Regions from separate parts of the Homo sapiens genome. Here region 2 is linked to region 1. A link is an interaction called in ENCODE POLR2A ChIA-PET data of the cell type or tissue named here. Cell type or tissue: GM12878. All regions are shown on one strand. Each heading gives the region's core, and the rest is flanking DNA. Links, peaks and the distances in the headings are about the cores only. Region 1 has its middle 23 kb from the start of MIR1538. Region 2 overlaps NFAT5 (nuclear factor of activated T cells 5).

The links. Peaks named below come from ENCODE experiments on the same cell type or tissue, not always from the same donor. Only the 100,000 strongest peaks of a DNase experiment are listed, where the experiment ranks them.
Region 2: POLR2A ChIA-PET joins it to region 1 with 8 read pairs; 3 of 35 experiments call an interaction of 5 or more read pairs at or near these places.

Annotation. Positions count from the first base shown.
Region 1 is chr16:69,541,848-69,544,769 of GRCh38, forward strand. No RefSeq gene overlaps it. Among named protein-coding and RNA genes, the nearest start is that of MIR1538, 23 kb to the right of the region's middle. In GM12878, for the core only: no CTCF peak of the experiment used is centred there; no DNase peak of the experiment used is centred there.
Region 2 is chr16:69,612,148-69,615,069 of GRCh38, forward strand. The region is part of intron 2 of NFAT5 (nuclear factor of activated T cells 5); the gene reads left to right. Among named protein-coding and RNA genes, the nearest start is that of NFAT5, 48 kb to the left of the region's middle. RefSeq lists an enhancer at 1,296-1,455. In GM12878, for the core only: no CTCF peak of the experiment used is centred there; a DNase peak (open chromatin) is centred at 1,384; H3K27ac peaks cover 1,241 bases.

The DNA of each region.
Region 1 (2,922 bases), core at 104-2,603:
TCTTTTATATTTTGAGATTTTTTTTTTTGAGATGGAGTTTCGCTCTTGTCGCCCAGGCTGGAGTGCAATGACGCGATCTCAGCTCACTGCAACCTCTATCTTCTGGGTTCAAGCGATTCTCCTGCCTCAGCCTCCCGAGTAGCTGGGATTACAGGCATGTGCCACCACACCCAGCTAATTTTTGTATGTTTAGTAGAGATGGGGTTTCACCATGTTGGCTGGTCTCAAACTCCTGACCTCAGGTGATCCACCTGCCTCGGCCTCCCAAAGTGCTGGGATTACAGGCATGAGCCATTGCACCCGGCCTCAAGAAATTTTTAAAATACAGAAAAGCACAAAGACTTTTTAAAAAAATCACACCCATATTTTCACCATCTAGAAATAATCATTAACATTTTGTCATATTTGCTACCAGTGTTTTATTTGTTTCTACCTTTGTAAAACAAAAAACAAAACAAAAAAGCCCTGAAATATTGCAGATAAATCCAAAGACAGATTTAACCACCATCCCCTACAATGAGGCTGAAATTTTTACTTCCATTTCTAAAAAAAAAAGTATGTATAGAGTGTATATATGTACATAAATCATAAACATTCATATAAAGATATACATATATATATATATATTTTTTTTTTTTTTTTTGAGACGGAGTCTTGCTCTGTTGCCCAGGCTGGAGTGCAGTAGCGCAATCTCGGGTCACTGCACCTCTGCCTCCTGGGTTCAAGCAATTCTCCTGCCTCAGCCTCCTGAGTAGCTGGGATTACAGGCGCCCACCACCACACCCAGCTAATTTTTGTATTTTTAGTAGAGACAGGGTTTCGCCATGTTGGCCAGGCTTGTCTCAAGCTCCTGACCTCAGGTGATCCACCCGCCTCAGCCTCCCAAACTGCTGGGATTACAGGCATGAGCCACAAGGTACATATATTTTATATAAAACAGTATGTAGTATTCTTTTGAGTGTTTTTTTTAATTACCCATATTTATAGGTTTGTTTTTTGATATGGGGTCTCACTATGCTGTCCAGGCTGTACACAAACCCCTGGGCTCAAGCAACTCTCCTGCCTCAACCTCCTGAGGACTGGGACTAAGGTTAGCACCACCATGCCCAGCTTATATAGCTGTTGTTTCAATATATAGTGATCATATAGAGTTGTTTAGATGTATAATATATTGATAGTATACCTGTTGTTTTGCATCTTAATGTCCCTCTTGAGGAATGGGAATCCTGAGCTGTATAGGAGAATAAAACTTCAGTCCTCTCATCTGTAAGATGATAATAATAGTAATGTGATATTGTGAAATATGTGTTTGGTCTTCATCCAATTTGCTGACATACAACTCCTAAAATCCTTCAAAGTGATGTGTGTTTTAGTCTGCTAATAAGTTGACTGGTGACTTGGCAGCCTCTAGGTAGCTTCAGGATGTGAGCTGGTCCCAGAAAGACCCAGGCATGATTAGAGGATTGGGACTTTCAGCCCCACCCTTCAACTTCTGGGGAGGGGTAAGGGGCTGAGGGTTAAGTTGATCGCCAATGTCCAATGGCTTAATCAATCATGCTTATGTAATGAAGCCTCCATAAAAACCCAAAAAGACAGGGTTCAGAGACCTTCTGATTAGCTGGACACATGGAGGTTCCTGGAGGGTGGCACCCCAGAGAGGACATGGAAACTCTGCCCTTTTCCCCATACCTCACCCAATGCATCTCTTCATCTGTATCCTTTGCAATACCCTTTACAATAAACCAGTAAATGTAAACATTTGTTTCCCTGAGTTCTGTGAGCTACTCTAGAAAATTAATCAAACCTGAGGAGGGGGTTGTGAGAACCCCTATTTATATCTGGTTGGTCAGAAGCATGGGAAAAACAACCTGGGACTTGTGTTTGGCATCAGAAAGTGGGGGGCAGACTTGTGGGACTGAGCCCTCGACCTGTGGGATCTGACACTATCTCTAGGTAGGCAGTGTTAGAATTGAATTGAATTAGAAGACACCTGACTTGAGGTCAGGAGCTCAAGACCAGCCTGGACAACATGGCGAAACCCTGTCTCTACTAAAAATACAAAAATTAGCTGGGTGTGGTGGCAGGCGCCTGCAATCCCAGCTACTCAGGAGGCTGAGGTGGAAGGACCACTTGATCCTGGGAGTTTGAGGCTGCAGTGAGCTACGAGAGTGCAACTGCACTCCAGTCTGGTTGAAAAGGTGAGACCCTATCCTTAAAAAGAAAAAAAAATTAAATTTTAAAAAAAGGAAAAGGCTCAAATCAATAAGAAAAAAAGATAAAAATATCCTAAATGAAAAAATTAGCAAAGGAAACAAAGAGAAGAGGAAACTTAATGGTCAATAAACATCTGAAAAGATGTCCAGAGTAGTCATAGGAAAATGCAAATTTCAACAATGAGATATGTACATATGTAGTAAAAGTATGAAAACAACCAGATGACATATACCAACTTCAAAATAGTAGTTCCTTTTTTCTTTTTTTTGAGATGGAGTCTTGCTCTATTGCCCAGGCTGGAGTGCAGTGGCGGGATGCCAGCTCACCACAACCCCCACCTCCTGGGTTCAAGCGATTCTCGTGCCTCAGCCCCCCAAGTAGCTGGGACTACAGATGCCTGCTAATTTTTGTATTTTTAGTGGAGATGGGGTTTCACCATGTTGGCCAGGCTGGTCTTGAACTCCTCACCTCAGGTGATCCACCTGCCTCAGCCTCCCAAAGTGCTGGGATTACAGGCATGAGCCACGGTGCCTGGCCTAGCATAGTAGTTTCTAAGGGGAAGGAGAAAGGAACAAAGAATAGGGAATGAGACTTAAGTGTTCTGTATATGTCTTTTTTCTTTCTAAAAAATGTGAAAACAATATGAAGAAATATACGGAACGTTGACATCTGTTAATTCTGGATTGGGGATATGTGGCATCTATTTTC
Region 2 (2,922 bases), core at 159-2,658, 70 kb after region 1:
TTATTATCCAGTAGCTTTCCTTAATATTTTTATAACCTCATCAACAAACAGTGAGTGTCTCTTGTAAGTAGCGTACTGCCGAACCTTAGTCAGAGAAGACATGACATAGTTTTGGTCCATGAAGGGTTTTCAACCCATTTGGAGAAGTAGGAAATAGATACAAAGATGATTTGTAACAACCTGAGGGGTGTCAAAAAGATGGTACATGTAGGAAATTAATGTTATATTCAAGTGAAAATTTGATATTGTTTATGTATATTATTCAACTTTTAAAAACTTTGCATTAAAGTATGGAAAGGAAGCATAAGTATACCATTGTTTTAATGGTTATCTTTGATGAGATCATGGGCAAGTTGAATTTTTATTTCTTACGTGTATTTTTAAAAGCAAGCAATAACTCTAAATAAATTAATCTAGGCCAGGTGCAGTGGTTCATGCCTATAATCCCAGCACTTTGGGAGATTGAGGCAGGAGGACCACTTGAGCCCAAGAATTGGAGACCAGACTGGACAACAAAAGGAGACCCTGTCTCTATAAAGCACATACACAGAGACACACACACACACACACCAAAAACCTAGCTAGGCATAGTGGCACACACCTGTGGTCCCAGCTACTCGGGAGGCTGAGGTAGGAGGATCAGTTTAGGCCCGGGAGCTTGAGGCTGCAGTGAGCTGTGATCGTGTCACTGGGTGACAGGGCGAAATCCTGTCTCAAAAAAAAAAAAGGCAAAACTGTAGTTCTAGGACAGATTTGATATAAAAAACAAAAGTAAAGCAGGCTATTTGTTTAGTAACATCAATTGCTAGACCTCTCTCCTGTTTATGTATTCACTTGGAAGTCCCATAGGCATCCAAATTCATCATTTAAAACTGAATTCTCTTTCCAGGTTTATTCTTAACTCCTATATTCTCTATCACAGGAAATGGCACCACTTTTTATCAATTTTCCCAAGCCAGAGTTCTATGTGCTACTTGGAACTCTCCTTTTTTTCCCTCTCCCTTCCCCACCGTAGCCAGTGATCCAATTTAGTTCATCCATTTAAACAGCTTTAAATTCGTAGCCTATTGACTATTTCACTGCCACTGCCTTGGTTCAGGATTTCATTATTTCTTGCTTAGGCTATTATTGTAAAAACCTTCTTACTCATCGCCATCTCTAGGACCTAATCTATTCTCTGTATTCCTGGTAGGATGATCTTCCTCAAATATATGTTTGAGTTTATCATTTCTTTGCTTAAAACCCTCAAAGGCTCCCTGTGTGCTGAGGGATAAAACCCTTACTGCTTAGCATGATACACAAGCCCTGTCATAATCTGGCCTCACCCTGCCTTTAGTAGTTTCATCTCATGTTACTGCTTGTAACTTCCGTGTTCTGAGTAACTGAGTTACCTAATAACCTGAGATGAAAATACTCTTTTTGTTCAGGTTTGCTTTTATAGTTTCTCCTTCCTTTTCCCCAGTCTGTCTGCTAAATAGCCATTTCAATATTCAAGGTTGACTTCTGGTGTTACATCCTCTGTGCTGCCTTCTCAGATCCTCCACAGATAACATTAAAGGTTCCCTCTTCTCCAGTTGTGTAACACTTCATACTTTATTAAAGCACATACTGCATTATTTTAAACTTGACTCATTTTATTATCTCTAGACTGTGAACTGCTTAATAAGGGTGACTTTCTTTTGTATTGTGTCCCTAGATCAGTGCAGGTGCTAAATAAATGTTGAATGAATGTTTAATTACTGCTTTGTCAGGTTGAAGGTGATAGTGAAGAGGAGCTGGCATAGACAAAAATACTTAGCCCCTGTGACTGTGGCAAATAAGATGTCAAACAAGTAATTATATGACCAAGAGAAGACTCATGGTATGTGTTGTAACCAAGATTCTGTTGCCTTTTTCAACTAAAATATTTGGTTTTGTTTGATTTTAAACAGAAAGTGTAGCAAAAGTGAGAGGGAGAACAAGGTAGATTGGTCTTTTCTCTCTTTTCTTTCTTTTCTTCTCTTTCTCTCTTTTTTTTTTTTCTTTTGAGACAAGGTCTTGCTCTGTCACCTAGCCTAGGATGTAGTGGCACAATCACAGCTCACTACAGCCTTGACATCCTGGGATCAAGCAGTCCTTCAGCTCTGCCTCCCAAAATGCTGCGATTACAGGCACGAGCCACCACGCTCGGCCCTAGATTGGTTTTTGATTGCCAGATACCTAAAAATGAAGACATGAAATAAGTTTGTTTACTCTGATAGATTCATTTCTTTGCAAATTGAGATCTTATAATATGAAGCTACAGTTACATAGCTGAATTTTTTGAATCCGTAGTAATTAATAAATTCCTAATGAAATGTATGCCTGAATGCACTTTTTGGAACAATCTTGAACCTACAAAAGAGTTGTGAATATAGTGCAAATAATTTATTGCTTTTTTTCTGAATCATTTGAGAATAAGTTGCTGACATGTTTCCTCATTGCCTCCCAATACTTTGGTATTTCCAACAAATAAGAATATTCCCTTATGTAACCACAATATAGCTATCAAAATAAAAATTAACATCAATACATTTTTTTCACCTTGTCCTTAGATCCTATTTGGGTTTTGCAAATTGTCCCAGTAATTTCCTGTATAGCAAAAGGATCCAGTTTAGAATTATATGTCCATTTAGTTGTCATATCTCTTTAGTTTCTTTGAATCTGAAATCATTCCTTGGTGTTTCCTGGACTTTTATGGTTTTCTTTTTCCTTTTTTTTTTTTTTTTGAGACAGAATCTTGCTCTGTTACCCAGGCTGGAGTACAGTGGTACGATCTTGGCTCACTGCAGCCTCCTCCTCCTGGGTTCAAGCAATTCTTGTGCCTCAGCCTCCTGAGCAGCTAGGGCTATAGGCACCCACCACCACTCCCAGCTAAATTTTTTTTTTTTTTTTTGAGATGGA